4 separate regions of the Mus musculus genome follow, and all the other regions are linked to region 1. A link is a loop called in an ENCODE intact Hi-C map of the cell type or tissue named here. Cell type or tissue: left cerebral cortex. All regions are shown on one strand. Region 1 has its middle 150 kb from the start of Gm32035. Region 2 overlaps Caap1 (caspase activity and apoptosis inhibitor 1). Region 3 has its middle 30 kb from the start of Gm12648. Region 4 overlaps Gm12648 (a long non-coding RNA gene).

Evidence for each region. Hi-C counts contacts between places; a loop is a spot of excess contacts. Peaks named below come from ENCODE experiments on the same cell type or tissue, not always from the same donor. Only the 100,000 strongest peaks of a DNase experiment are listed, where the experiment ranks them.
Region 2: it touches region 1 in a loop (5-fold over the local background); 8 of 42 quality-filtered maps call a loop at or near these places.
Region 3: a loop joins it to region 1, with 11 times the contacts of the local background. A loop is called at or near these places in 2 of 42 quality-filtered maps.
Region 4: it touches region 1 in a loop (4-fold over the local background); 3 of 42 quality-filtered maps call a loop at or near these places.

The regions. Positions count from the first base shown.
Region 1 is chr4:94,010,687-94,018,686 of GRCm38, reverse strand. No RefSeq gene overlaps it. Among named protein-coding and RNA genes, the nearest start is that of Gm32035, 150 kb to the right of the region's middle. In left cerebral cortex, no CTCF peak of the experiment used is centred here; DNase peaks (open chromatin) are centred at 782 and 3,006; H3K27ac peaks cover 221 bases.
Region 2 is chr4:94,514,570-94,522,569 of GRCm38, reverse strand. It overlaps Caap1 (caspase activity and apoptosis inhibitor 1), which reads left to right. Exons shown (of 6, transcript NM_026368.2): 5 at 1,435-1,508. Among named protein-coding and RNA genes, the nearest start is that of Caap1, 38 kb to the left of the region's middle. In left cerebral cortex, a CTCF peak has its summit at 4,736 (motif pointing left); a DNase peak (open chromatin) is centred at 4,743.
Region 3 is chr4:94,451,217-94,459,216 of GRCm38, reverse strand. No RefSeq gene overlaps it. Among named protein-coding and RNA genes, the nearest start is that of Gm12648, 30 kb to the right of the region's middle. In left cerebral cortex, no CTCF peak of the experiment used is centred here; a DNase peak (open chromatin) is centred at 4,166; H3K27ac peaks cover 354 bases.
Region 4 is chr4:94,346,314-94,354,313 of GRCm38, reverse strand. The region is part of intron 1 of Gm12648 (a long non-coding RNA gene); the gene reads left to right. Among named protein-coding and RNA genes, the nearest start is that of Gm12648, 75 kb to the left of the region's middle. In left cerebral cortex, a CTCF peak has its summit at 4,824 (motif pointing right); a DNase peak (open chromatin) is centred at 4,829.

The sequences.
Region 1 (8,000 bases):
ATGGGAAAAATTATGGCCTTTCCAGAAACACATTGTGGTACTGTTTTGAGGTCAAATAGGAGGCCATGTATTTTTCTGTATCTGAGGTGGCATCCGTATACCTTCCTTTCTTTTTTATAAGATAAATACCTTAAGTTCTAAAAGTAAGACAGGAAAAGAACAAAGTGCCATAGTTAACAAAACCCTTCCCTGTAGATACCCAAACATTTAAACAGCATTTGTGTACGGGTATATTTGTGTATGCCTATGTTGTGCCACACAACACTATTAGAGACAAAGTGATATATTTACACATTTGAGCATCAAAATCTATTAAATTAAAGCTGTGATGGAGAAATACTCAAAAACATTCAATAAAGCTTTCCAACCTGAATATAGGGTTACCATGACAACAAAACTTAAAAAAAAACCACTCTTCTTCATATAAAGTTGCTGAAAAAATGCCCACGGTGGAAGTATGGAATACTCAAATTCATAACTATAGAGTAGGAGTACAGAAAGAACTCTCCAAGGCATCGATGAAGCTTTAGGGTGAACCTTTTAATATCCTCTTTTACAAAGAAGAAATGACTCAAGCCATCTCCCCACGCACACACACCTTTTTATCTGTCTTCTAAACCATTTTGAAGATTTTATGATCTTTTTCAAATCATGTTTTTTTTTTCTCAAAGAGAGACAGTGCTGATTGCAGTGGTCTAATGAGGAATGTTACCAACACTGATCTTAAAATAGGGTGGAAGTTCCCACACATGGTGTGGAAAGAGTTCCTGTGCAAACACAGTTGTAGCTGTCAGATGGGTGCTGACTCAGTTCCTGGGGTGTTGCTGGGAAGCCCAGAAATATGCACAAACATGTTCTGTTGGAGAAAACAGAAGCAAGGCCCGTGAATATCTCACTTTAAAAAAACCATGCTTTCCTTTCTTCGAAGGACAGTTAAATGCATTCACAAGAATGTACATACCTGTAGTTTCATAATGCACCTCTAAATGTGAATGCATGGAGACTGTATCTATGTATGTGTGTGAATATATTCTATTTTATAAGTCAGCGTGAAGTAATAATTTTTCTGGGAACAATGAACTTATTGGTTCTTAAAATATCTTCTCAATGATACATGCTGTAAAGAATGCATGCTTTCCAATAGCTAAAATCTATCCCCTCACCTTTCCTATATAAAGGCAAAATTCAAAGATGAAAGTTGAACACACAAGGGTCTTAATGTAAAGATTTTTATGGTCAGATAACATGTGTCTAAGTAGTGTGTAGAATACACATTAAGGAGGAGTTGGACTAATTTTGGATCCCATCCCTTGCTTTCTGAAGGTAATGTATGACAAAGCCTTTTTTAAAAAAAGTTAGAATAGTGCTGTTGGATTGATTTTGCCTATACAGTCATTTGGTCAGTTGCTTATGCTTTCTGCTGCTTTGCAATGAATAGTTCATCAAATTGAGAAAAGGTTGGTTCTTGCAGCCTGCTTTGTTACTGCTACCAAACTGAATGCACATAGTAGCAAAGGAGCTGAAGGGGACTGCAACCCCATAGAAAGAACAACAATATCAACTAATGGGGCCTTCCAAGAGCTCCCAGGGGCTAAACCACCAACCAAATCGTGACCCATGGCTCCAGCTGAATATGTAACAAAGGATGACTTTATCTGGCATCAATGGCCCTTGGTCCTGTGGAGGCTTGATGCCTTAGCATAGGGAGATTTTAGAGTGGTGAGGCTGGAGTGGGTGGATGGGTGGAGAAGCACACTCTTATTAGAGACAAAGGGGAGGGGAGATGGGATGGGGAGCTTGTGTAGGGGAGACCAGGAAGGGGGACATCTGAAATGTAACTAAATAAAATAACCAATAAAAAGAAAATAGAAAAGTAGAAAAAGAAAAACTAGCAAACAATGAAATTATTTTCCAAGTAGGTTCATCTGTGAGGTGGGTTAGGTAGAATTTTCTGGAAACATGATTATGAAGGCGCATGGTATCTATTAGGCAACATACTTTCTGTGCAAATATCTATTGTTTTTGGAGTTCAGTTCTTCCTCCCACAATCCTAATTACTTTTAACTGCTTTTGTAAATGCTTTAAATAATACTTTCCCTCATGTAAACTCGAACATTATCATCACCACCATCAGCTGGAAACTTGCTAGAAATCTAAATTTCCTAGCTCTACCCGGTGACTACTACATCCCCAAGTCTGAGGATAAGGCTCTGAATCTTGTAGTAGGTCTTATTATTTTGATATACCCGAGGCTTTGAGAACTACTGATCCACAGGAAAACACTGGACATAAAGATTGTCTTAGTTAGCCCTTCTATTGCTGTTTATTAAACACTATGACCAGAAACTTCTCAGCCTACAAAACAAAACAAAACAAAAAATCAAAACAACAAAAACAACAACAAAACCCCACAGGTTCATTTGGCTTACCCTTTGAAATCATGGGCCATCATTAGAGATAGTCAGGACAAGCACTCACAACAGTAATGTAGAGGTAACAACTGATGAGTGACCAGAAAGCAAGCTTGCCCACAGGCCAATCTGATGGGAACATTTTCTGAATTGAGGTTTTTCTTTTTCCAAATGACTCTACCTTTTGACAAGTAGACAAAAAAATACTAAGCAGGACAGTGACATTGATATTTTTAACGACAGTGATACATAGGAGGAGGAAGGTGAAAGAAAGGAGAACTACTTAGAATTTTACAACTAGTAGAGATTATGGGGAACACTCAATGCTATCTCTTTGTTTCATACTTGGGCCCCAAAAAGATTAAGCTCAACACTGAATTATAGCAAGAAAAAGAAATGCACTTTGCCTTATGAGTATCTGAATAACCGATTTTATCTAAATATCAGTTGAGAACTGTAAATGATCTCTTTGTATTTGTGATGCACAGGAACTCTGACAATATGAGCCTTTTACAGATAGTTCTGGCCTCAGCTCCCAGTGAACATGTAAACTCCCTACTGTATTATGGAAATTTTACTCAAAGAAAGCATATTGTATGTGGGAGCTGAGTGTGACTATGTTGCATGTAGCTTTTGCCACACCACCTAAGCTCCCAGAATGGCCTGTGCTACCAGCCTCCACATGGATTCCCTTGAATCCATGGATAAAACACACACACACACACACACACACACACACACACACACACACACACACACACACACACAGAGTTCCTTTTCAACTTGCCTTTTGACACAAGTGCTGGGCACTATTATCTATGGTCTCGAAAAGCTTGCCGTTATCAATATTCTTATCTCTGCACCTTCCGCCAGCCTTAAATTTAGTTGCTCAGTTATATCCCAGACCAACTGCCTGTAGGAGCAGCCACAGGCCACTGCTCTATCCAAGATCTCACAACTTATCTCCATCAGAAGTTTGGTGTACTCTCCTTTCCTCCCTTGTTTCTGTCTCTTTTCCTCCAGGGACCCAGAAGTCCTTCCTATTCCTTCCACCCAGGAATTGACCCATGGTTTCTTTACTGACAGATTAAGAACCAATTGGGGAACAGGACTACATGACTATGTTTTTGTACGTTGGGATATTAAAGAGGAAACCGCCGTTGTAACAGCAATCATATTCTCAAGACTGACTTATAATTCAAAGGCTAATGTCCTCATACACTACCCACAACCTAACAGTTATAAGAACCATCTGCAATAAAACAATATAAAATAAATCCAAGACGTGGAATATCACTGTTGCAGTATATTTCAAAATTAGATACACATTGTACTATCAGAAAAGTTTAAAAATTTCTGACATCCAGACGAGTTTAACTGGAATCTGTGGAATAGGAGATGGAGATAATGTTGGTTAAATCTTTTCAAATGATGCTGAGGGGTAACCTTAGACAGCCAGTGTTCTATTGTCTTGGCCTTCCAAGTGACTTCCTGGAGTCACTTGGGAACTTTATATAAGTGCTAGGATCATTACCTATCACTAGGAAACTAAAATTTGAATCTAACAAGGCTATTGATTTCTATGTAAACTAAATTTTGAGAAGCACCAGTCTTCTGTTTTAAATTTAAAAAATTAGCACCATTTATGATACAGAGTTCTTAAAATACTGAGAATAAAAATTGGAAACTAAAGTTCTATGTTTTATATATATATATATATATATATATATATATATATATAATTTTGAGTACATTCACATGTTGTGTTCTATATGCATTGGTTAAATGATACTTTTTGTGCAGTAAGCTACTGCCTTTTAGATTCAATATTGATTGTATCAGGGACATGTTTTCCATGGTGGAGTACACAACTATTGGTAGATATACTCATTACACACAGGCAATACGAATAAATCAGAGTCTGACATTTTATCTTTAATAGTTTACTTAAAATGGCCAACATTAAATTATATATTTTTTAGTTTAATTTATTTCTGATCCTAGTATGAACCAAAGTTGCACTAAGGAGAGGATGAGTCCATATGCAATAGCCTTGCTCCTCAACTATTAGACATGGAGAACTAGTTATAAGAAGTGATTCTAGGGCAATTTTACATTTCTAAAACATTTTTAAAAACAAACTGACTTATTCAACATAGCTTAAAATAAGTTGAACATCCCTGTGACATGAAACTAATGGGAAAGTTCATATATTGAGAAGTTCAGGTGAAAGGAGTTTTACACAATCGAGCTATTTATTTCTATGCACTATTGGATTTTTTTTCGACTTATGATATGCGCCTAAGGTATTATGGAGTGAAAGAAAATTGTTTGAGCTGAGTTATCTTTGGACTGGCTTTTATGGCTTCACTATGTTCAGACAGAATATGGCCTCTTGCATCTAGTGAAAGGGTTTGTCAGAGACAATAGGAACTGAAGGTTGCAGAACTTGGGCATTTGTGAGGACCAAAAACCCCAGTTTGCCAAGGAATTTCAGGTTGCCTGTTGTCATTCAATAATTTTAACAATGTTTGTTTTCTTTCTCTTAAGAATATCCTCATTGGAGATATATATTTCTACACATGCATCACCAACATTAGCATGGGCTAGGACAAGACATTCTGAAGTGGTCAGCTGGTGTGTTAGTGGAGGTTGTCAACTTGACACACCTGAGAAAACAAAAACATAAAGGTATTTCCTATATATTACTGGCCTGTAAGCATACCTATGGGCGTTTTTTTTTTTTTTAACTAAACATCCCACTCACTGCCCCTCCTCCTGATCACCCCCTCCAACAATTCTCCCCCCTTGTCCTCTTAGAGGGTGGAGGACTTCCTGGGTATCCCCACATTCTGGCACATCAAGTCTCTGCAGGAGTAAGTGCACCCTCTCCCACTGAAGGCAGATAAGGCAGCCTAGCTAGAAGAACATATCACACAGACAGCCAACAGCTTATGGGATAACCCCTGCTCCAGTTGTTCTGAGTCCTCATGAAGACCAAACAGTACATCTGCTACATCCATGCAGGGGAGGCTAGGCCCAGTCTCAGCCCATATATGATCCATGTTTGAGAGTTACAAAGGTCCAAGTTTAGTTGACTCTGTTGGTCTTCCTGAGGAGCTCCTATCTCCTTTGGGCCCACAAACCTTCCTCTGACTCTTCTATAACAATCCCCAAGCTGGAGGATTAAACCCAGGACCCTGGCAAGCACTTTACCAATGACCTAAATTTCCAACCCTCGGACACTTTCTTAATTTCTTTTTGGTGTGAGAAGACACAACCTACTGTGGGTGACATTACTAGGCAGTTGTGCAGTATAAGAGAACAAGCTGAGCAAGCCTGAGAAAGCAAACTAGTGAACAATGTTCCTCCTTGGATTGTGCTTGAGTTCCTGCCTTGACTTCTCTCTGGAAGCCAAAAAATTGTTTCATCTTCAGATTGCCTTTGGTCAGAACGAATTCATCCATGCAATAGAACTCAAACTAGAACTTCTGGGTTATTTACAACCTTTACAAAAACAAGTCCTTTAATGGTTCTCTTTTATGCTTTAGCTCAGGTCTAAAGTGGTATGGACGCTGCTTCATTTCACACTCTCCTTTCCTCTGGCTTCTTTTCCTCCTCATTCCTCGTTCATGTTGACTTTGTATATTCCTTGCTCCTGTCCACTTCTGCTTCTTCTGTCTTGTCATATATTGACACATAAAAACTGGAACAGCGTTTGTTCAGTTCTATTTCCCAAGGATCTCTACTACTCTCCTTTTTGGCACATGATAAAATTGTGCCCAAGGCTTCTAGGTGATTGACAGTTGATCACACTGAGTAGCAACTAAGTGTCAGAACCTCAAAATCATGTCATCGTGACAGACTTACCTTTGAATAGTAATCTTCTCTGTTGAGACTGCCTGTTTTATTATTCTTACTTCTCTCCATTCTTAGGAATCTCTATGGGTTAATTTTCAGGCCTTAACATGGCCATGTACCTTTTAAAATGTGACATGTTAATAGATCCATGTATGGCAAACACGTTGCTGCGTGCTGAAGATCCAAGTTTGCTGAGCAGTGTTCTAGGCAGAGGCATCTTAAGTTCTAGGGAGTTATTTCAAGCAATGGCTTTCCATGCTGGGTTAAATGTTAAAGGGATACTTATTTTCCTTACTCTTGTTTTCATGACAATGGCATTTCACTGAATAGAGTCTCTTCCTTCCTCTTAGTCGTTCTGCCTCCGGAGAGAGGCAATATCTTAGGTGATTGATACATTTGTAAAGAAGCACTTGGTTTTACTTGGTGTCAGGGAAAACCTTCACTCTTGTAAACATATGGATACATCTTCTACGGTTCTGGGATCCTGCTGTAGGAACAGTGATAAACCTCTCGCGCCAGGCTACAGTCTCTAGGTTGGATTCTATCAATCATAAGGCAGTAGTTATGTTGGACACCTGCTTTTCACTAACCAATTTTATTTCTCCTTTTTTCTTTTTCAGGTCCTAGAACAGAGAAGATATATGCTATTTCCTGGGGACTATTAGAGACTTCAGCACTTGGGGTTCTGATCATAATAATGAATACAAACAATAAAGCCTTCAAAATAAGGGGTGGAAGTGTAATCTAGAAAAAAACGTTTGGATTACGAAGGCCACTCTGACCTTGGCAGTCTGCAGAGGCTTGGGTCAGGTCTGGAGGGCTTTCATAGCTGTTATGTTGTTCACTTTTGACTGTTATGTTTTAAACCATCTTCACGTTTGTTTGACCTTGACAATTAACTGTAGGCAAGAAATTCATAAAAGCAATAGGCTATGTAGGTGTTCAAGGGGCCCGCATGAGTTCTGTGTAAATGGATTAGGCCAATGCTTGACAGTCATGTTTGGGAAGGTGGCCCATAGAGTTACTTCTGGGTATATATGTTGGTTACAGGAAACACAGTGGCAAATTATGTGACATTGTCTCCCTATGCAAGAAAGAAAGCAATAGTAAAGACTCCATGCCATCATCTAGACAGGGCTTCATAGTGGAACTATAGCTTCGGTGGATGCAAAAACGCTATTTGGAAAAGCATTTCTTCAAGTCCTTTAGGTCTATGTAACAGGGTAACACTTGCTGTTTTTGAAACTGTAAGGTTCCTGGTTTCTGTAGTGTCTCTGGATACCAAGCAATTCTAAGATTTAAATCATCAACACAGGGTCTTAGGATGCCTGGTCTTTGAGGAGTTGACCCAAATTCCATTCTGTACTCAGGAATAAGGAAGAAATGGAGGGACTTTGCTTAGATATATGTGACTTTTGCTTCAACAGGCACCTCTTGTAAGGGGACTCAAATTGGGTCTAGTTGTCTAATCACCTAGGTTAAAGGAGTCCTCCTCAGAAGGCCCATTTGGAAGGGAAGAAATTCGTAGTGCTAAGAGGCTCTGAACATATGTCCTCATGTGGATTCCTTGTGGTGCATTACTAGAAAGAGCTCGTATTCAGCTTAGAACTAAAAAAAGGTGAAAAAAAATCAGAGTTTTAAGGCTCTCACCCAAAGACATTAAGATCTAGTAAGATGGAGTACTGAAACTGCACATTTCTAAATTTTCTAATATGAAGCTTCTTTCTA
Region 2 (8,000 bases), 500 kb before region 1:
ATATTGTTTTTTGTTGCTGATAATTTGGGGTACATTAATATTAATTAAATTTAACTGATATCTAACAGCACAAAAATTTACATACTGTCATAGTTTGGTTAAATTGTACACTTTTGTGAGTTTAGGTACATGCATGTAGTAGATAAAGAGTTACATGCCATTTGAGGACACAAAAGCCAATGTTTTCTTTAATACCGATCTGTGTTTGGAGTATATACTATCTGAGTTTTCTGGGATGCTTGAGGTAGAACATTTTAACAATCTTCCTAGCAAGGCTCTGTATTTTGTCCCTGGATTAGCAAGGAGAATGTTTGGATGCCCTTCTTGGGACATGCTAGCCATTGTAGTGAAATGAAAGATTAAAATCTGAGTAGGAGACATTAGATAGCAAATAAATATTAAAAATTAGAGTCAGGGCAACTACAAATCTTACAGAAATTATTGGTAGTACCAAAGCCAAATGAGTTTCTTAAGATAGATATTGCTATTTCTGTTTCCTTTTCCTGTGTGGTAGAATTACTGATGTGCATCACCATGCCTGACTCCAAAGACATGATCTTATAGTCCATGAGTTTGGGTTTGTATTAGTCATTTTTTAAAATACAAAATAAACATATACTTTACCAAGTACTTGATTATAAAGAAAAAACTTGGCAAAGAAATATTTGCAATTCTATTTTATTCTTAGGTTACTTGAAAAACTTGCTACTGTTAACTGGATGAAATATGTTTGTGACTAGCAACATTTCCCAAATGGTTCCTGTAATACTTCTTTTAGGAGAGGATAAAATTCTCAGAGGGAAATAGTTATCTGATTTGAGAAGGTCATTGCTTATCTCACTTGAATATGCACCGATTTCATCATCTTGATGGCTGAAAGGTGTTTGTCTCATCAGCACTGAGATGGTATAGCACTGTATGCAGCTCTGCTGCGGGTTGGGCAGTCAAACTTCTTGCACGCTCTTACATTTAATCTATTTACATTGATTACATATGTATATTACATATCAAATATATTTTCCATATATAGTAGACATCAAAGCATTTGAGGTATGAAATTAGATGAATATAAAGTAATTTGAATGTTAAAATGCCCATTACATTTAACTGTGAAAACTGAAAAATTATTGGATACTGCTGTGAGTTGTGATTTCTTCTATCAGCTACCCTACTGAGTTTTGGGAGAAAAAAATTGCCTCCAAGTTCCCCTAGGTTTTCCCCTTGATTTTACAAAGAAGCACATTGTATAAATTAAGTACCAGTTTATAACTGCTTCTTCTGACACGTGTTTACCTGGTTCTGAGTCTCCCTAGTATTAAATTATACCCTGGGGCTTGGAATTCATTGTGTCTCCCTGGCACCTAACATAATTCTAAGAACTTGGGCATTAAATGATTGAATACTATTTTAAAAGTTTTTATTTTTATTGCTTAGGCAAGATACCTGTGTAGATTCTACTTCATCCCTGAGAGAGAACAAACAACCAGAAGTTTTGGAATCAAAACAAGGTATGGATCAAATACTTAATTTTATATAGCTTTTACCAACGGTAAATTTCCAGTCTGAAAATTCACCTTGTTTTACAGAGAGGGAAATGGAGTGCTGTATTTGTCCATGATCTTCCTAGCTACTTGGTGACCTGAGTGTTGTGTGATTGGTTTCAGGTGCCTCCAGAAGGTTTTACTATCTTGAATGGTTTCATTTCCATGATTTCTATTATGTGTTTTAGGTTGCAAAATAGAGGTGAGTTAGTTGGGTACCTTTGAGTTATATGTGCAACAACAAAGATGATAACTTTGTAGGGTAACTACCCCTAGTCCCTGTGAGAAGATAGTTTCCCTTATTTTCTTTCTTCCTTAGAGAAGAAATTCTTTAAGTCAATTTGACATAAACCATCTGGTATATATAAAGTAGTAATATTAATTTATTTAAGCCATATAGATCAATGGGGCTGATTATTTAAATGCTTTAAAAATTCTCATCTTTACTAGGAAAAGTTGGAAGTAATATATTTTTTTTATTGTTCAAATGTCATCTTATGTTTTTTTCTATTTGTAAAATGATGACTTAAGGAAATTTTTTGTAAAACTTGAGCTGTAGGAACTTTCCAGTAGAGAGAAGCAGGTTTCTATTTCTTTTAGGCAGAAGTACTGAAGCTTCATGTTGTTACTGATAATTGATATAACAAAGTAGAAAATACATAATTTTTAAATTTGTTATATATATCTAACGTATATATAATCTAGATTTTTAAAATGCAATCATGTTTATTAATATTCTTGATGCTGTTGGAAATTCTCCAATGCTTTTTAGAAATTCTCTTGTATTAGGCTCTTAAGTTGCCAGAGAAAATTATATATTTGTGCTGTGACTACTGAGTATCCTCACAGATAGAAACAGATTTGGTTCATCAGCATTTCTTTGTCATAAAAATACAAGTCATAAACACATTGTTTTCAGTTAGTATAATTATTATCATCTAACCATCTCCATATTTCACATATAATTAGACCATAGTGCGATTGTGGCTTTTTTTTTTTTTTTTTTTAAGTTATTTTGAGACAAGATCCCACTTTGTAGCCAGGCTGGCTTTGAACTTGTGATTCTCTTGCCTCTGCCTCAGGAGTGCTATGAGTAGGCATATGACTATCACACTCAGCCTGCCTTTATCACTTTCCTTTGTTCCTAAAGTTCTTAGTATTGACTGAGCAGTGTATGTGAGTATGCTACTGGATCATCTAGGGGAAAATAATATCGTATGAAGAATAGAAAAGGCTAGAATGAGGCAGGTTGATTCTGATTCCAGTAGAAAAGAAGCCAGAAACTGCACTGCACAATTTACACTACGACTAATTTTCTAAGGGTAGATGTTTTGTGGCTCCATGTTCAGAAATATAGAGTTCTTAAAGACTCCATTGTAGGATCAATAGCCTATTTTGTTTTAAGTTTTGTATAGTAACTTTAATCATTTAAAAACCAGCTATGGAAAAGCCAAGAGGAAGAGAAAAGACCCAAGTAGCCATATGCCAGAACATGTATGCATTTTGTATTTAGGAGCCTGTAGACTACCCTGAGGTTCCCACATAAGCATGGGAAGTACAGTGTTGTCAATAGACAGACATAAGAAAAGTGAGGTGGGAGCCTAAAAGGACTGCTGTGTAAGCTGTTTGTCTCTATTATAGCTAACCTGTAGGAAGTGGTTACATGTTCAGGGGGTTTTGATGTTGCTGTTAGTTTTGTTTTCCTGGGGATGAGGATGGAACTCAAGAAGGAGTTCCTGTATGCTAGGCAAGTGGTCTACCATTGAATCAATCCAGTTCCACGCCTCTTAAAACAAAGAGAAGTAAAATTTTTTGTTTGTTTAAGAAAATGTTCATAAGTAAAATATAAAATTCTTTGCTGCCTAGTAAGATGAGAATGAATTATCTGGAAGTTTTATTTATGCAGAATATCTTTCAGGTAAATTCTAAATGAACAAATTATTATCTATTTATAATTTTCAAAACTCTGAAAATGTAATACTGTTTCTATAACAGCCAATCTGCTCACAATAGTCCTAAAGTGAAGTAGGCCAGAATATAAAGCAGCACTGAATTTTCTGTTTGCTCTTTCAGCATGACTCTTATTATGACCTATTGTTTCTATATGGAACAGACATGTTATTTAAATTTGCTTTCAATTCTTTTTTTTTTTTTTCATTTGTAAAAGACTCAAGTATGACTTGAGTAGTTATCCAGGGAGGACTCAGGTGTCCACTGTCAGTTAGTTAAGGTGATGTTTCTTTGTAAAGTACTGATGGGAAATACCATGTCTGAAACTAGCAGTGCTAAGGATGAATATGGAATTCATACACTAACCTTTATCATACTGATGCGAATAACTAAAGATCTACTTTAACTATGAAAATATTATTTAGATGCGGGCATAATATTGTTTGATTGATTGGAATGCTAACAAAATTAAAACTCTTGTTTTAGAAATCATTCATTTTCAAACAGAGGGTAGTTATATGAGCAATATTAGTTATAGTTTTTTTTAACCACACCTGTGTTTATGTGTATACATGAGTATGCACATGGTAATAAAATTAAACCACTCATGCATAAGCTTGTTGTGTGCTTCGGACCTTAAGGTTTGCCAGAATATCAGTGATTGTACTGTTGAAAGACTTAGAGCTGCTTTTAAAATAGTTATGGTATATTTAAATTTAAAATATGGGTCATTTGTGCTATAGATTGAAAAACGGAAATTTCTGTTTGCTGAAGGTAATGTGTAGGAAACAGTTTTAAAATTTAAAATCCATTTATTCTATTGTGTAATAAGTTAATTTTCCTACAGACTTATTTATGAGAACATTCAGCAATATTAAAATGCAGATTTGTATTTAAATTATTTATGACTTGGGGATAATGTGTAGCTTACAAATTATTGTAACTTAAGAATTAAGTTAAAATTTATGTTTGCATCACATTTTTAGAGTTGTAATGTTAATGAAATTATATTACACTTGAGAAAGTTGTTTAGATATTTAGGTTAATAAGAGTTTGAAAAGTTGTTAAATAGAAAAGTGATTAGTTTGTTTTGTATTGCTCATAAGGATGAAGGCAGAGTAGGCAATATTATCATTAGATAAAACTTTGGAGTTTTATTTCTGATTTTAGAGGCATCAGCCGATGCATTGGATTGCCCCAAGTTCCTATATGCAAGGTGCTTGATTGAAGATTGCATAAACCACCATCTGGTGGCGCTGTTGTACAGCAGACTGAAGCAATGCTTGGCTGTTTGACTTTGATATTGAAGTCTTTGAAATTGTCAGTTTTTGTAAATACTAGTGGTGTCCGCTGCATTTTTTGTACTTGGGCAAAGTGTTTAATATGTTTTCTTACTTTGTTTTGCTGTAGAGCGAACTATATAAACTTGGTTTTTTTTGTTATCTCTACATTTTTTTGTTATATTAAAAAAAGGATGCTTAATTTAGTCTTTAGTCTGTTTGAGGATTCTTTGTAATATATTCACTGGCTCATCAGTGTCAATAAGGTACTTGCTGTATTTTACTTGGAATCTTACCTATTCATGTTTTTCATATGAAACTTGAGCTATGCATATGCACATAAAATATGTACATGAGATTTTTGCCTTGGTTAGGCTCAAATCTTACCATTAAGAGTTAGCTCGTTGACTTACATAGCTATAGTTTAGCCTTTGAATTCATGAGTTAATGAATACTACCCAGCATTAAGGATTGCTTAGATATGCTAGGAGTATGGCTCAGCAGTAGAGCCCTAGTCTAGCATATGTAAGGTTCTAGGTTTGATCCCCAGCACTGAAAAAAAAAAAAAGTTAAATAAGGCTTTTATAAGAGCTTCAGGAATTGGAAAGGCAGGCTTGAATAGGAGTAATACGTAGGGCAGGCTCTACTAGGAGCAGATGTCAGTGGTTAAGCTATGTGAGAAGAGCTCTTATTGTTAAATAAGCGTTCAGCCATTCAGACCACCAATGTATGCTGATCATATTTCCAGGGATACATGGGCAAATGCCACAATTTATAAAGGAAATCAGTAGCATAAACTAATTATGTTTTAATTCTTTCTTTCAATCATTTTGATTATATATGTTCATTTACACAGTATTTATGTAATTTTAGTAGTATAAACCAGCTTATAAGAATACAAAATATACATGCTGGTATGGGTGATTAAAATATTTTCCTTTATAGACAGGCTAACAGGCTATAGACTGTCAAAGAACTGCAGGGACTAGAGAATGGAGAGATGCTAGCAGTGGTTCTCAACCTTCCTAATGCTGCAGCCCTCATGGTATGGTGATCCCCAGCCAGGAAATTATTTTATTGCTACTTGATAACTGTAATTTTATTACTGCTATGAGTTGTAATGTAAATATCTGAAGTGCAGGAATCCAACCCCAAAAGGGTCACAACGCACAGTTGAGGAGCAGATTCTCTAACAGCCAGACAAAGGGAAGGTGTCGGTGCAGCAGTTGGAGTCTTAGATTAACTTCTGTAGCTCTTCAGTGTAACGTCATGGATATATATCAGTGTGTTGATTGGACTCTTGAAAGTGACTGAGTAAACAGATCTCAAATATATTTATGGGGTGTGATATTGGTTAGTTTAATTTAATTATGCCATAATTCATAGGTACAGCAAATACGATGCTGTGTATCATGTCACCTTTATTTGCCAGTCATACCTTAAAACTGGAGGAAAATAATTGATAATGGCTTATTAATTTTGTATTTCTAACATTTTAAAGTTATATAAAATATTTTTTTATTTAGCAAGAGAATTAAGTGTGAATCTTGGTGAGGTCCTTTCAATTCTTAAGATTATGGTAGTTAGAAAAACCCAACTGATTCTTGTTATCATTGATCTAATGTAGTCCTGCATTGAGAGAAACTAAAATAGGTCAAGGGAGATTAGGATTAAAGATAATGAAGACCTGAATTGCCAGCTACAGTGGCATTCGAGAATCAGTTGAGACAGTGCATGTCTGTAATCCCAATACCAGGCTGAGGCTGGAGGAGAATAAATTCCAGTCCAACCTGGGCTAACTAGTTTGACCCTATCTCAGATGCTACCAGAGGGATTTATTACTAAGACAGGAAGAGAAGAAGGGTCATCAGCTAATGAAGTAGCATTTGTTGCCTGTAAGTTTGAAATATCTTCTTTGTATATACTGCCACAGAAATCTCTGAATGGACAAATGAACGCCTTAATTCTGCCTACATATGTTTGTGGTGTGAGTGTTAGAGAGCCCAGGAGACCAAGAAGGAAGTTGTACAAAGAAGTCTGGAGTTGGGAGCACGAGAGAGAGAGAGAGAGAGAGAGAGAGAGAGAGAGAATATGAGTAAAAACCTGCTCTAATTCCTTTTCTTCAGAGCTCTTGTTTTACCCAACTCTTGTTCTTACCCCGATTTAACAAGAGAGCAGTCATGCAGATTCTGAATGTGAATCAATGTCTTTAAAGGTTTGGCCAAGTGAGAAGAGATTGTTGTGTAGGCCAGCCTGTTGTGTAAGACCTGTATTGGCAAGATCTTACTTCTTCTCACCACTAGAAAACGAAAGAAAGAAACCCTTCTCATGCCTTTGAGGGTTGTTTTTTTTTTTTTCTTAATGCATCATCACCAGAACTAAACAGAATTTTCCTACATTAAAAATATTACAATTGTTATTATATTTCTGAGATTTTTGTCTTGGCTCAACCTGGAACTCTCTGTATTCATACAGAGACCAGGCATATATTCATATAGATCTAACTTCTTAAGCTTCCCAGATGTTACGATTACCAGCTTATGCCACCATGCTCAGGATCCCTGAAGTTACTGTTTATTTAATTTTTTTTGTATAGTATATGTGCATTTCTGTATACACAGTGCATGTATGCATGCATATGTGAGTGGTCACATGTGTATACCAGTGTTTGCATGTGTGTGTGTGTGTGTGTGTGTGTGTGTGTGTGTGTGTGCACCCGTGTATGCAAGTATGGAGGCCCAGAGTTGATGTCTTGTTTAATCCTCTCACTTTCCACCTTTAGTTACTGAGGTAAGGTCTTCCAGTTGAACCTGGAGTTAGCTCACTGATTGACTAGACGAGCCAGCCAGCTTGTTCTGGAGATTGCCTCTCTCTGTTGCCTGTGTGGTTGCCAGAGTGGCTCCAGGTTAGCCTTGCTTTTACATAGTTTCTGATGATCCAGACTTTGGTCTTTATACTTATTTGGTAAGCATTGTCTTCCTGGCCCCACCTCCCACTTTGTAATTCATCTCCTTCTTTGCTTAAGAGTTGAATGAAATGATGGAAAGTACAGTTTGTATAGTTTATTAGTTTTTTTTAATCATTTGAAGTATAAGAATTTTCTACATTATAAAAAAGGTAAATTGTCAAGAATTTTGGAAGCATAATGCCATATGTTTTTAATTATAGGAAGCAGAGTTATGGTATGTAGCCCAGGCTGGCCTTGACTTTAGTTCTCCTTTTAGCCTCT
Region 3 (8,000 bases), 440 kb before region 1:
TTTCCTTATTATTTAATTATTCTGGGAAGATAGGCTGCCATAGTCACAGTGGATATCATCAAAGTGCTAGTGAAAGTTTTGCTATCAGTTGGGAAAAGTTCTGCACTGTAAGGGTTGTCTTTGTATTATTCAAATGCTGATGGCAGATATTGGATCATGCCTTGCCTGGGTATTTTGTAAACGTTCCCTATCTCACCTTCTGATTGGTTTAATAAGAAGCTGATAGCCTATAGCAAAGGAGGAGAAAATAGTCAGGGCTTCCAGAAGAGACAGGAATGCTGGGGAAGAGTGAAAGGCAGGAGATTTCATAGGAGACTAGGTATCTTTTTTGGACCAGTGAAGTTTTCATATCCAGCCAGATAAGGAGGAGGAAGAGAAGTAAGTGCCGAGGCTAGAGACAGAGATAATGTGCTATGTAGCAGAATATAGATTAGTGTAAACAGACTAATATAAGTTATAAAAGCCAGTTGGGAACAAGATTAAGCTAAGGCCTAAAGCTTAATGAAAATGTCTTAGTTGGGGTTTTACTACTGTGAACAGACACCGTGACCAAGGCAACTCTACAAGGACATCATTTAATTGGATCTGGCTTTTGGGTTCAGAGGTTCAGTCCAGTATCATGAAGGCAGAAGCCTGGTAGCATCCAGGCAGGCATGGTGCAGAAGCAGCTGAGAGTTCTACATCTTCGTCTGAAAGCCACTAGGAGAAAACTGGGTCCCATGTGGTTAGGAGGAAGGTCTCATTTCCCAGCCTCACAGTGACACACTTCTTCCAACAAGGGCACACCTTCTGATAGTGCCACTCCCTGGGCCAAGCATATTCAAACCACCACAATAAATAAATATAAGTCTCTGTGTTGATATTCAAGTTTGGGGCAGGCATGTTATAGCTATCTAGTTACACTGAAGTGTAAAATACATGTGTTTCCAACATTCTTTGTCTGGATGCTTCCTGGAGAAGTATTCAAAATATGGGAAATATATGAAAACTTTACTGGTCCAAAAAAGGGTACATAGTCTCCTTAAAACTATGATCCCTAAAAATAAATTAAAAAAGAAAAAAACAGTCTTATGTAGCCCAGGCTAGCCTCTGCAGCTTTATAGCTAAAACTGGTCTTGAACTCCTGATCCTTCTGGTTTCATGTTCTGGGTGCACCATCATGTCATTCAGTTTTATGTAGATCCAGGGGTTGAATATAAGAAGTTGTGCATGCCAGGATAATACTTTACCATCTGAACTGCACCCTCAACTCTTGTTTGTGTTTTTATCTGACAGATTTCAACTTGACTCACGCTGTACTATTTCTCAGCCATTTGATCTTGGGCAGTTTTAAGTAAACTCTTAATTCTCAAAGTCCTCCTTTGTAAATTTGAAATCATCATCAAGATGTTGGTGTTCTAAGGGTTGGAGGATCTTATACACTTATATACATGTTACAGCTATGTCCTATACTTAACTAGTCTCCAGCACTAAAGATACCACACCAGTACTGATACATGACCAACATAAGAATGTGCATACTAAGCTTTGTACTCACCATCAACTTCAAAACACGAACTCATTAGTCAACATCGTGCATATAAAGGACTTGTTCTCTTCTTTAGGAAATGGTAATCTCAAGACAGACTATGACAATTCACTTTACAATAGTTGCTAAGAAGTAAAGGAAGTGTTCTTTTGAGGAACTAGCTATAGTTACTGTTGAGCCACATCCTTTGAGTTTTAGAGTTCAAGGATCAGACACATCAGAGTCACAGAGTGCAGAGAAATCAAAGCCAACATGATACAGAACAGTATGGAGCACTGCCCCTTAAGCTCAGAAGACTGAAGCCTGGTTGCAGTTTTGTGGGCTCATCTTTCTCATCAGGTACTCACCCTTGGTAGATGTGCGCTTGCTTCATCCTCCACTGTCTGTACTACCACTGGCTCTTTTCCAGGCCTCGGAATGTTGCTATAGCTACTAAGGATATCTTTTCTCTGTCCTATTAGTTTCCTCGGAAATATGATCAATGCTTTTGGTCAGTACTTGGGGACTACAGTGAGGCTTCCTCCAAGCATTTGGATAAAAGATTATGAAGAGAGACAAATACACATATTCACTGGCCACCTCTAGCGGCGTTCACTCAAGTAGTCCAATGAGTTGGTCCTGCAGAAAGTCTGAACTTCTGCTATTTGGCACCACTGTTCTTATGCAAACTTCTCAGAATTGAGAATAATTGCTTCACCATATTGGAAAACTGTGTCCTGTTTTTCAAAACAACTAGGTCAGGAGATCTCTTAATGTCCCAGCTATGAATGTATGAGTGGAAGGTTATTATTGGTCCCTCATGCAGTATAATTTTTGTAGCATTCAACTGTGCTGGTTTAAGCATACATCCCCAGCTTGACCCTTGGATGGTGAAGGAGTGGAGATTATGATCATCATCATACATCTTGTTCCTTAAAGTGTTGACACATATCTTCTTTGTGTAGCATTGTTTGATGCTGTCACTTTGCAGCACAACAAAATTATTTCTATTTCACAATTTCACTTCACAGTAGGTGCATAACACTTTAGAGTAGAGACACTTAGCAACTTTGAGGTTCACAACCTACCCATTTATTCATTTATTAAAATATGGTAAAATATGTATTAAAATATATAAAAATTTTCATATTTCAAATGGGCATTTCAGCATATTCAGTACATTTATGTTTTTATATAATCACCAACTTATTTCATATTATAACAACTTAAAGTCTATACCTATTTAGCAATAATTGGCACTGTTTTCTGCCCACAGCTCTCAGCCATCTCTATTCCACTTTCTCTAAGTAATAGACTTTTCAAAAAAATTTCATTCAGTGGGTTCATTCAGATTTGTCTTTTTATTTTCAGTTTCAATGTATGTTGATAAATCAGAAATGGTGTGGAAACCAGAAAAAGGAACCTATATATACTGTTGGTGCAAATGTCAACTAGAAAGATTATGGTGAGGGTAACTAACACTAAATGCTGTTTTAGAAAACCAGTTCAAACCTACTACTATAGAAGCAAGAGGTATTTAAGTTACCACATACTGGGAGAGACAGTGTCCCAACTAGACATCATATGCTACCAAATGAAACTCTCAGCACCAGGAACAAGTTAAAATTGTTTTGAGTCTTTGTCCAAGTGGGTCCCACAGATCCCTCCTCAAACATTATAGGCCATTGCCAATTATTAGTTACCCTCTGCAACTTGACACTAAGACCCAGTTCCTAAAGATGCCACATGCTGATGTTATCCAACATAGAGAAACTGAGCTGGTGCTCAGCCAGAGGCTTTGTTCCTGCGGACTAGCATCTATAGTGCTGGAAAGTACTATCTGTGCTATCAAGGAGAAGAGTAACATCAGTTTCACCATGCCATGAACCCTGCTACCTACAATAGTGACCTGCCTGCAGTGTAGGCCCACTGGTGTAACAGTACACAAATGTTATGGGCTTGCATGAGAATGCCTTTTATAGGCTTGTATGTTTGAATACTTGGTTCCCAGCTAGTGAAACTGGGAAGAATTTGGAGGTGTCGTCTTATTGAAGAAGGTATGTCCCTGGGAGTGGGCTTTGAGGTTTCTAAAGTCCAAACCAAGCTTAGTCTATCTCTCTCTACCTGATACTTGTGGATCAACTTGAGTTCTCAGTTATTTCTCTAGTGCCAGCCTGCTGCCATGTTCCTCACCATGATGTTCATGGACTAGCCCTCTGAAACTGTAAGGCCCCAATTAAATACTTTCTTTTGTAAGTTATCTTGTTTATAATGTCTCTTCACAGTAATAGAACAGTAACTAAGTAACTAACAATTTTTTTTATTGGATTTAAGGCTTTCTTCATGAGATGGACCTGACACTGTAAATAAGGCCAGGAACCTGAAGCTAGATAGGTCATGGACCCCAGAGGAAACCTGCTATTTTTATTCTGCTACAGGAATATAAAAATAAAGTGACTTCTAATAACATATTAATGACTTCTAATAACCCATAGATCATTGTATTGTTCAACCCTTATCAGAGAAGCTTCTTGAAATAGATAGGATTTAAGACCTACAACTAGACAATGTGTAAAGAGTGACTCAGCCCTTAGTGGGATAGCTTTATCACACCTCTGCCCTCAAAGCTCAGGAATTTATGCAGAAGTGGAGGTGGAAAATTTCAGAGCCAGAGATGGTGGATGACTCCAAGGAACAGCATCTTCCAGACACAACAGGGCTGATACAGAAATAAACTCACAGAGAATGTGACAACACGCACAAGACCTTCATAAATTCAAGCCAGAAAAAAAAAAAAATCCCAGCACAAAGGATGGAAGTGGATACAAAGTCACATCCCTACAAGAAATTACTTGCAACTGATAACTAATGAGAGAAGAGAAATCAGTTTTTTTTCTTTTTGTTTTGTTTTACTTCATTAATTAATTTACTGTACAGGCTCCCCTCCTTTCTCCCCGCCCCCCCAGCTCCTCCATTTCCCTCTCTCCCCTTCATCTCTGAGAAAGATGAAGTCCCTCCTGGATGCCTACCCACCCTGACACCTCAAGTCACTGCAGGACTAGATATTTCCTCTCCCACTGAGTCCAGCCAAGATAATCCAATTAGGGAGACAGGATCCACAGGCGGCCAACAGAGTCAGGGTAAGCCCCTACTCCAGTTGTTGGAGGACCAAGCTGCATGTCTGCTGTGTATGTGCAGGGTGCTTAGGTCTAGCCCTTGTATGTTCTTTCATTGGAAGCCTCTGGTCCAGATTAGTTGACTCTGTTGGTCTTGTGGAGTTCCTATCCCCTCAGGGTTCCTCAATTTCTTCTCTCAACTCTTCCACAAGACTTCGCAGACTCTGTCCAATGTTTGGCTGTGGTCTCTGGATCTGTTTCAGTCAGCTGCTGGGAGGGGCCTTTCAGAGGACAGTTATCCTAGTCTTCTGTCTGCAGGCATAACAGAGTATTATTAATAGTGTCAGGGTTCAGTTTTTGCCTATGGGATGGATCTCAAGTTGGACCAGTTGTTGGGTGATAATTCCCCCAGTATCTCTGACATCCTTGTCCCTGTACTTCTTGTAAGCAGGACCAATTTTTGGGTCGATAGTTTTATGGGTGGATTGGTGTCCTTATCCTTCCAGTGGGAGTTCTGTCTGGCTACAGGAAGTGGCCACTTCAGGCTCCATAACTCCATAATTGCTAGCAGGCTCAGCTAGAGTCACCCTTATAGATTTCCTGGAGCCCACCCCATCCCAAGTTTCTGGCATGTCCTAGAGGTACCTCCCACACCCACTATTTCCATATACTCTCTTGGCTCTCTCTCACTGACTCTCCCTACATCTGATCCCCCCCTTCCACTCCCTATCCCCTCTCCCATCCAGTTCCCTCCCACCATCAAACTTTAATGATAATTTTATTTCCCCTTCTGAGTGAGATTCAAGCATCCTTCCTTGGGTCCTCCTTGTTATTTAGCTTATTTGGGTCTGTGGATTGTAGCATAGGTATCCTGTACATTATGGCTAATATCCACTTATAAGTGAGTACATACCATGCATGTCCTTTTCAGTCTGAGTTACCATATATATTCATTGTGTAAATGGGCCATATTTCTTTATCCACTCTTCAGTTGAGGGGCATGGGTTGTTTCCAGTTTCTGGCTACTACAAATAAAGCTGCTGTGAACATAGTGGAGTAAATGTCTTTGTGGTGTGATGGAACATCTTTTGGAAATATGCCCAGGAGTGGTATAGCTGGGTCTTTTTTTTACACTCCATATTTTGCCCCCCCCCCCACCTTCCGACTGTTCCACATACCATACCTCCTTCCCACCCCCATCCCCATCTCCATGTGGATGTCCCCACCCCTACCCCATCTGACCTCTAAACTTCCTGGAGCCTCCAGTCTCTTGACGGTTAGGTGCATCATCTCTGAATGAACACAGACCCAGCAGTCCTCTACTGTATGTGTGTTGGGGGCCTCATATGAACTGGTGTATGCTGTCTGTTTGGTGGTTCAGTGTTTGAGAGATCTCGGGGCTCCAGATTAATTGAGACTGCTGATCCTCCTACAGGGTCACCTTTCTCCTCAGCTTCTTTCAGCCTTCCCTAATTCAACAACAGGGGTCAGCTACTTCTGTCCATTGGTTGGGTGCAAATATCTGCATCTGACTCTTGCAGCTGTTTGTTGGGTCTTTCGGAGGACAGTCATGATAGGTCCCTTTTTGTGAGTGCTCTATAGCCTCGGTAATAGTGTCAGGCCTTGGGACCTCCCCTTGAGCTGGATCCCACTTTGGGACTGTTGCTAGATCTTTTTTCCCTCAGGCTCCTCTCCATTGCCATCCCTGTAATTCTTTCAGAGAGGAACAATTATGGGTCAGAGATGTGACTGTGGGATGGCAACCCCATCCCTCACTTGATGTCCTGTCTTCCTGCTGGGAGGTAGACTCTATAAGTTCTCTCTCCCCACTGTCAGGCATTTCATCTAAGGTCCCTCCCTTTGAATCATGAGAGTCTCTCATCTCCCAGATCTCTGGTGCATTCTAGGGGGTCACCTGACCCCCAACCTCCTATTTCACAAGGTTGCCTGCTAATCTTAATAGTCAACATGACAGAAAACATGACATAAAATTATCTGGGAAGAGACTGTCCCCACAACCCCCCCACCCCCACTCCCAGTGTCCTGGAACACACTCTGTAGACTAGTTTGGTCTCCAACTCATGAGATCCTCATACCTCTGTCTCTCAAATGCCACCATGTCACATGCCACATTAAAGTCATGTGCCACCACCATCTGGCTTGGAAAAAGTCTTAATGGGGGATATCCAGATCATGTTAGCCTATGGGCATGTCTCTCAGGGACTGTCTTGATTATGTTCATTGATATGGGAAGACTCAGACTACTATAGAGACCACCATTCACTTGCTTTCTGGTTTCTGGTTGCTGGAGTATGTAGATGTAGAAAGTAAGATAAGCACTAGAAGCATGCATGCATTCATTTCTGTCTGTTCCTGACTGGATGTGATGTGACTCTCAAGTTTCTCAGCCTTGGATTCTCCACAGTCATGAATTCTATGGAACTGTGATGTGTAACAAACTCTCTATCATCAGGGCATTTCATACAGCAAGAGAAATGACACTAGGACAGTGAATACTTAAGTTGGTTCAATCAAACTCAAGTTTAGGACTTTTATTTGGTAATTAGGCAGAAGTCTTTCTCATCTTATTGAATTGCAGCCACAAAAAGTAAGAGGGTGCCAGTGCAATGGAGAAATAGAGGCAATAGATGGATCGCAATTTAATTTTTGGTGATGCTGGATCAAGTCTTGCCTCAAGCCTCCCTACAAAAATCTTTTGAGTTATATAAGTCAGTCTAATCTTCTTTTTTTATTATTTAACCAAATTTGAATTAGCTTTTCCCAATTGCTTGTTTTTAAGTACATTCTAACTAACCATCTGTGAAACTTCTCTGTACAGGGTCATAAAAGAGTGATTAAATGGAGTTTAGCACTCCCTTCCCCCCTCCTTTTGATATTGATTTCTCATTGTGAGAAAATACAACATTTTCCAGTCTTGCATATCAATTCCCCTAGCTTGTTTAGTGTGATGGGTTCATTGACAGGATCTTGACAAAATTAGTTTTAAAGTTTCTGGGACTACTTAGTGTGGACCTTGAAGGTGATGGATATCATCCCATGGGGGTACATTGGGAGAAGATCTTGATGAGTTTGCTGCTTGCCTTGATGGTTCTCTCAGAATGGTTCCTTTTCCTAGTTTCATTGGAGTCTCTAAACATCGGTTTCTCTAACATTCAGTTCTACTCACTCCTGATCACTAACACATGACATCTTAGTACTGGTCACATTCTCCAGCTCAGCTTCCTTCCTCTAAAGTCTGCACCATTTGCGTACTGTTGTAATGGAAGTCATATTGGCCAACACAGTGGTTAGGATATAAGGGGTTGACTTTAAATGTAAAGAGACTAATTATGACTTTGACATCACAGAGAATATCA
Region 4 (8,000 bases), 340 kb before region 1:
AGTTTTGTGAATCATTACAGACAGAGGAAAAACCACACAAGCAAACAAACAAACAAACCCACCACCCATCTAACCATCTACCCACCACATCTATTCAACAAATAATTATATAAAATGATATTTATTTTATATTTTTGGTCCAGGAAGTAGCACAATAAAAAATATGCATGAAAACTTAGGCAGGCCATTCCCAAATGAGAGAGGGAATTGTTTGTTTTGGGGGGGAAAAGTGGCTCCCATTTCTTCCTTCTTCCTTTCAGTGTTCCTTATTCTTGCCTATGATCTAGACATTTTTCTTGGCACTGAAAATTCAGTATAGTGGAATAGTATTAAGCAAAACAAGTTGTTGGTAAGTGCTCTAAAAGTAAATCTACTTTTAGATAAGGGTCTGCAGGCCCTAAGAAGAGTTTGGGTCTCACTGTGTGTATTATGGGAGAAGCTTTAGGAACGTTTAAGCAGGGGTCCAGTGGGATGCAATTTTCTATGTGGGAAGGGTGGTAGGCAACGAAGACTCATAGTTCTTTTGCCTTCAGGTATGTTTTTCTTTTTAAAAAACCATTTTGCTGATTTATTTCTCTTGTGTGGATTGTGGGTACTCATGTGGGAGTCAGAAGAAAGCATGTGGAGGGCAGTTCTCTCAATCCACACGATTCTGAGGTTTAAATTCAGGTCTTCAGATTTGGCAGTAGACAAATCTTTGCCTGCTGAGCTATCTCAGTGCATTTCTGTTATGTTGAAGGAACAAGTATTCCTCGTTTATTATTATATGGCAGACTGGTTAATACAGGTGCAACAATGTTTCCTGTCTTTCAAAACCTTGAAATGAAATGTTCCTAACATGCACTTCCACTAATTTGGTTATGGTCAGACAAAAAACTATGCATTTGTTTGAGGAGTTGGAATTTAGATAAATGATAAATCAGTTCTTCAGTGATAAAGAGTTTCTTTTACTGAGAGATCTATTGGCATTCCTGCTCAGGACAGAGAAAGTATGGGAAGCATGATGCTCTTTTAAAAAAGACCTTTCAGACTATGTCTCTGTGTGTGTTGTGTGTGAGAGAGTGCAGGTGTGCACACAGCAGGGCGTGTGTGTGGAGGTCCGAGGACCACTCTCAGGAGCTGGTTCTCCCCTCCTACCATTACCTGGGTTCTGGGGATACAATTCAAGATTGAGATTGCCAGGTTTGCACAGCAAGGCTTTTTATCTGTTGGGCACCTCATTATCCCCAAGTAGAGGCCTCTTGATTGCCCCAATGAGATACTAGTGGGAGAGTGATGGTCTCCAAACACCTTGAATCAGAGAGTTCTAGAGTCCAAGGTGATGGTGGTGGCCTCTGATGTCATGGTCATCATTAAGGGACTAAAGTCCTCCCTTGATATTTCCAGCATTTCTGGAGCTAAAAGCAGTTTCTAGAATAGATTTAGGTAATGACAAAATTTTCAAGAATTCAGAGAGAACTCTGTAGGAAAATAAACCGAAAATTTCTAAATGAATGAACTATTTTTTTTTTTCACTAGCTTCTGTGGTTTCTGGAGAACCTTTCTGGAAGGTTTCTCTGGGTTGAACTCATTGGAGCCTCTTCATATCTTCTTTAGAAATTGTTACTTAAAGTTGTCTATAGGTGTCTTTACAAAATCTGCCTACTTACTGTTATAGGAAACAAAGCGTTTTGAATTTAGTAGCAACAGCTCTAATGCAATGGGTATGCATATATACACACATATATACAAAAATAAATATACAGACATATATGTGTGTGTATATACATATATATATATAAAGGTGCATTAGGTCCTCTTCCTTAGCTAGTATACAGCTTCTGTGGTATTAGGGAAATGTTCTCCTAGACCTCTTGGGGGACAGAGAATGAGGGTCGGTGGGGCTGTCTCCAGTCTCTGGATGCTTTTACTCTGTGGCTTTGGGGAGGAAGTCACCTCTTACTACAAGTTCATTTGCCCCACCTTTCTCTTCAGCCCTGTTGTGATGCATGGCAGGGTAATGGTTGATGGCAGGACTGGGTCTGTCCCTGAACCTCACAGAAAGCCCTGGGTGACACTTGGTCCCAATGGCTGAACTAGGCTTTGGGGATCTTGCTCTTTCTGGGGTACTAAGAATTTGGCCTTATTTGTAAAAGGACAATAGAAATATAAAATCCATTGTTAACATTTTAATACAGAGTTTTGCCTACTGATTTTTAAAAAATTATTTCTCTTTCTTCTTCTCTCTCTTTCCTTCACTTCCATCTCCATCTCTCTCCTCCCTCTTCCCTTGCCAGCTTCTTGCCAGCAGGTCCAGGCGATAGGAGAAAGGTCCTGGTCCCATTGGGGTCTCCCGGGCTGAACAGGATGGCGAGTATCTGTGGCCCAAAAGAAACCCACCTAGTCTTGTCGAAGCATGAACTCAACTTTATGGCATCAGCCTCTCGCTTATATAAGTTTAGAACATGGGTAGGGGGAGTTTTGGTGGGGTAAGATGACGTGGGATATGGGGAAGGGTGATGGAGGGTATGGAGTGACTGACAGGGCCAATGGCAAAGCTCTATATCAGCAATGGCAGGCAGAGGCAGGGCCAAACAGGTCTTGCTGAGTCACCCTGATATGGAAGTGACTGAGACAGGTCTCAAAACTCGAGCCAGGCTTAGGCTTTCCCACAAGGCCGCAGAAACTCTAGCCAGGCTCGGGTTTGGCCTCAAGGCCAAACCAGAGCCAAAATGGGGCCCAATATTCCCTCCCTTTGTTTGAGACAGGGTCTTCCTATGTAGCCCCAGCTGTCATGGAGCTCATTAAGTAGACTAGGCTGGCTTCAAACTTAGGCAGATCCTCTACCTGCCTCTGCTTCCTGAGTGTTGGGATAAAGGTACATATCACAACTTACTTAAATTTTCTTAGACAGGGAAGAGCAAACATATGTGTAGATCCTAGGCATGGCATTTCTTTTGGTATCTCATTTATCATTGTTAACATTTCCCTCATACAATCTCCCTTCTGCCGAGGCTGAAGCACAAAGCAGAGGGCGGGGCCAATGGGACTGTTACTTCCCCAGCCTCACACCTGTTCCTCCAGGTTCATGCGACATCAAGGGCTAAGCTTTGGCTGATTCAGTTCTCACTTATGCTTAAAGATGTAAAAAGTCTGGATGGGGTCTTCATGTCTGTTCATCATGTTGGTACTTAGATGGGGAATCAGTGGATCACTGGGAATCCCAGAATGACCTGGCATGGACCCAAAGGTCAAAAACTAGACCAGGCTGTGGTCTATGGGAACAGAGGAGCAGTGCACAAGATGCAGCTTTTATATTGAACTCAGTCCAAGCACACAGCCCACAGTATGTCCAGCTTCTCTTAGAGGGCTTGGAACCTCACATCATGAGCTCCTCTTCCTCCTCTAGTCTCTGCCTGGAGAACTTTTATCATGCTGGCTTCTGACAACTAATGCAAATGGAGCCAACCAGGAGAATTCTCCTAAGACTTTTCTTGAGTAAACACACAATGCTATTTTTAAGTCCAAAGTGCTAGAAACACAAATGTGAACCCAGCTGCTGAATATTGTTTCATTGTGCATGTCCTTAACATAAACACAGGTAAAAAGGACGTGAAACTAAGAGACAGAGGAAAAGATGTGTATCTAGTGGCATCATTTTAGCCTGGAATCTAGGTGTGCCCGGAGCCTAGATGGGATCCAAGTTATGTGGTTGAATCTTTTTCCTTTACCTTTTTACTTATTCTCAGGGTAATTGAGTTGCATGTGTCGTTACTATAGAAATTAATATCACCGAATTGACTAATCTAGTCACTGAAGAGACAGCCTTATGGATGTGCCTGTAAGGTTTATCTATTTAGGTTAATAGAGATGAACTGACCCAGCCTAGATGTGGTCAGTATCAGTCCTGTGCTAAATAAAAAGGAGCAAGCTGGTTGAACATAGTACGCCTTTATTTCTCTCTGCTTCTTAGCTGTGGATACACTGTGACCTGCTGCCCTGACTTCCCTCCCATGGCTGCATCCTTGAAGTGTGAGCTAAAATACACCCCCCTCTTTTTCAGTTGCTTTGGTCATGGTATTTTATCCCAGTAACAGGTCAAATTACAATACAGTCACTGAAGATAATACTTTCCCCAAAATTAAAAATCCAACGAGAAAGCATGAGTGCATTTATCATTCAAACCTGATGAAGCTGAGGTTGAAACATATGTTGAATATGAGGGCGTATTTCTGCATAAGAGTTGTCACACACTGAATCCAATCCCCAGGAGCAGTCAGAACGATGGGAGAAGAACGGACATTCTTATGTGCAGCTGCTTAGCCTGGTTCTTCTCGGAAACAAGTGACAGATGACTTCCCAAATTCCTCCCAACCATAATTTTCTCAAAAAACCAGGCCTCTTTGTGGCAGCACTTGCCTTAAAAGCCCTCTGCACACACCAGCCATTTGTTGCACAAGATGAAGCTAATCCTGGGCTGGCCCCAGGCTTCTTTTTGCTGCATCCACTTTCTGTGACAGGTGAGGGATGGAGAAAAACAGCCCATGTGGAAGGGGGAAAAAAAGAGCTCAGCTTTGCAAAAGGTTCCCTCCAGCCAGGAGCAGGTGGAATCTTTATGCCCTGTGATTATCCAGGAGTCTTTAAGTCCAATCCACTAGCAGGGCTCTGTGAGGAGGGAAGATGGAGCAGGCATGAGGTGATTTTCTTATGTATGAATAAAAAGGAGTGTTTGACTTTTGAAAAACACCCACAAGCCTGGTGGTTTATAGGCTTGCTTTCAGGGGTTGGCTGGCTCAAGGCAGCGCTGGACCTGATGCTGGTGCTGATGCTGGTCCTGATGCTGGTGGATTTCACCACAAGATGGCAGCCCTACTTCTTCATGTTTAGTTTGCTTTTAGTCCTGAGAAGAAACCTTGTTGTAATCATTTTGCAGAACAAAGGCAAACTTATCTTAGGTTTTTAAATTGGTGAAGCTGACTTCATGTCCCACTGGCAACTGTGCCTCCATGCTTCAGACAGGAATGTTAACTATTGTAGTGTTGTTATTACTGGAGCAGGTTGGGTTCATATTTACCTTCATCTAGTAGCCTGACTTCCCCCCTCTCTTGGACATCAGGGAGGCAGGACAGGGCATAGAGCAGGGTTTCTTAAAGTAACGGTGGTGCCTGACTAAGTAGTACAGTGTCCAACCTGGCCTAGCCTGGCCGTATTAGCAAACAAAATAAAAATGAGTAACTAGAGACCTGGAATGAAAGGCGTAAAATACAGTTACAATTTTATTCCTTTTTGTTACAATGGGCATACAATTCCATTTTAGTAAATAGAGTTAAAGTAAAATAATAGAAAAAAACTAAAAAAAGAAATCTATATAGTTGCCTAGTAAAAGTGTATGCAGAGGCAGCTAATCTGGGAAACTACAATTACACGAGTAAACTTTAATTCTGTCTAAAATTCATGAAATAGCACCAATCCTCCACAGTGATTTGCCTACATGCACACTTTCAATGAAACTGAATAACATTAAAATTTTAAATATCTTGTTTCTTATTGAATTTATGCTATCCTAGCTCATACTTGTGCTAATACTGTTGGAGGAGAGTGGATACCTAACTTATGTTTTGTGTGCATAACACCCAAATAGAAAAACTGGAACACAACACACAACACAAGAAACAACTGACTTTGGCAGAGGTGAGAGAAAAGCTAGCCATGTTTGAGGTTCTTTCTCTCTTCTCTTTCTCTATTTCACGAGAAGTCACCTACTCCTTTTCCTGTGTGTTTCTCTCAAATATCCATAGGCTTCTCTTTCTGAGGGGACAGCATCTGACACTATTCTTGGGAGGATTGTTCAAGAGAGTAGGACATAACTGGCACTTCACATCCCCAGTGACTACAACATACAGCTGTAGGGAGCTCCTATCTCTCCCATCTCTTGCTTCTTCTTGGGACAACTCTGAAGTGTAATTAATCCCCCAAGTTCTCTCGAGCAGTAGGCAAAGCCTTATTGGGACAAGCATTTCTTGCTGATCTTCTTTCTTTGATCTCTCTCTCTCTCTCTCTCTCTCTCTCTCTCTCTCTCTCTCTCTCCCTTTTCAGAGAGTTTTTCCATCTTCCCGGGAACACTTCTTCTGTAATAAACTGCACGTGCAGCATCTTTGTCTTAGTGTCTGATTCAGAGAACCCAGCGCAGGGCTCTACGAGTTTAAAGTCCTTTAGAAATAGGAATGACAGTCTATATAAATATATCTTCTGCTTTCAGAAATACTGGCAGCTCCCTGCTAGTAACAGAAGCCTACAGCAACTTCAGGAAATGAAACTCCTTGGTATTTTAGAGACTAGAAACACTAGAGACATTTACTGTGCCGATCTTTTTTTTTAAATGTAAATTTGGAAGCACTTGACTTATATATTGTTTTACATAGCTGTGTTCTCCCCCCCCTTTGATTTCAGTGAATTTGAACCTGATTGTTTCTTCTTCCTTCTGATTTGACTAAAAGAAGCTTCACTTTTCTCTTGATATCTTGCAAATATTTACATCTACATTAATCTGTTTTAGATGATATATTCTCTAAAGCCTTTCTGAGACGGTGGCTGGTCATTTAGTTTTGCTCAAAATTAAGAAATATGGCTAAACCACAACAATTTAAAATATTTAAATTAATTTGCATAAAGGGTGTTTTGCTTGGTGTAAAAAATTAGGGAACATTTAAAATGGAGAGCAGCCTTGTACTTTAAAGTTTATATGTGCTGTGATGTCAATTATCCCTTGGTATAGACATGCACTACATTCTTGGCACCTGTATCATGCCATTTTCTCACAACCCTGAAATGAGATTTTTTTTTCTCACTTAAAAAAGAAATAGATGAGGCATAGAAAGAGTAAATAATATTTCCAGAATTGTACTTTGTAAACAATGGAGCTGTTATTTGAATATAGGTCTTTAGACCAAGCCCTATTGATTGTTTCTATGATTGAACATAATTAGCAAGCTAAAAACTAGTGTACCTCATCAGTATTAGGTGAGGATCACCAACTATATGCAAATGAATCAGTCATTTGTCTGTAGACAGTTTTGTTGTGGTATTTTTAATAGCGTAAAGAAAAACCACAGAAATCTGCCTTTCCACCTTCTTTATCAATATCTACTTTTTGTGGTGGCTTCAGGAATCTGATGTCCCTATCTCCTTTAGTCTTCAATACAGGTTTAAGTAATAAATATTCTTAGCCTTATAATAAGCAGGACAATTAGAAAAACACAAAGCTACCTTACCCAACACTGTTAAGGAAGAAAGTGGAAAGCAATGGGATTGGATCCTACACACTTAAAATCTGTGCTGTTGAGTACAGTGTTTAGCCAAAACATCATTGTGCTTGAAAGTTCAGCCGAATATGTGAGTTGGGTTACATTATATTGATGTGAATATTTCCTGAAAGTGTTTGATTTCTCATTGTAACAAGCAGGTCTATGAATAGAGGAAGCAAATCAACAGGTAGGGTGGAACTCACAAGGCTTGGTGTTAAAAAGATTCTTTCATTTTTTTCCTTTATAGGCATTTTTTATTTCACTACAGCTCATTTCCTGCCTATAGCTCACTGAAAACAAAATTATTGTTCACTCTTTTTGAACTGGGCGACCATGAATTTCAGAGGCTCGTCCTAGCCCAGTGTTTCTATAAACCTGGTTTGTCTGTTCTGTAGAGCAAAGGGATTCATAGACAAACACTACAAGACTCATTGTAGACCACACAATTAATCATTCCAGGTTTCTGATTTGTTTCTTGAAACTTGCTATGTTCCTGTAATGGGAAAAAGACAGCTTCATTTATCACACTGTACCTCATGCTGCTGCTCTGCGCCTTCCCCCAGGTCCCTCACCACCCTGAAACTTCTGAACATCTGCTGTGCAACTGTGGCCGAAGTTTCTTGTTCCCTACCCACTCACCATCTCGGAATCCTGGTTGTAGCTCTCTTACTGAACCAGAGACTGAAAGACCAAAATTCCCAGTGGGGATGATCAATC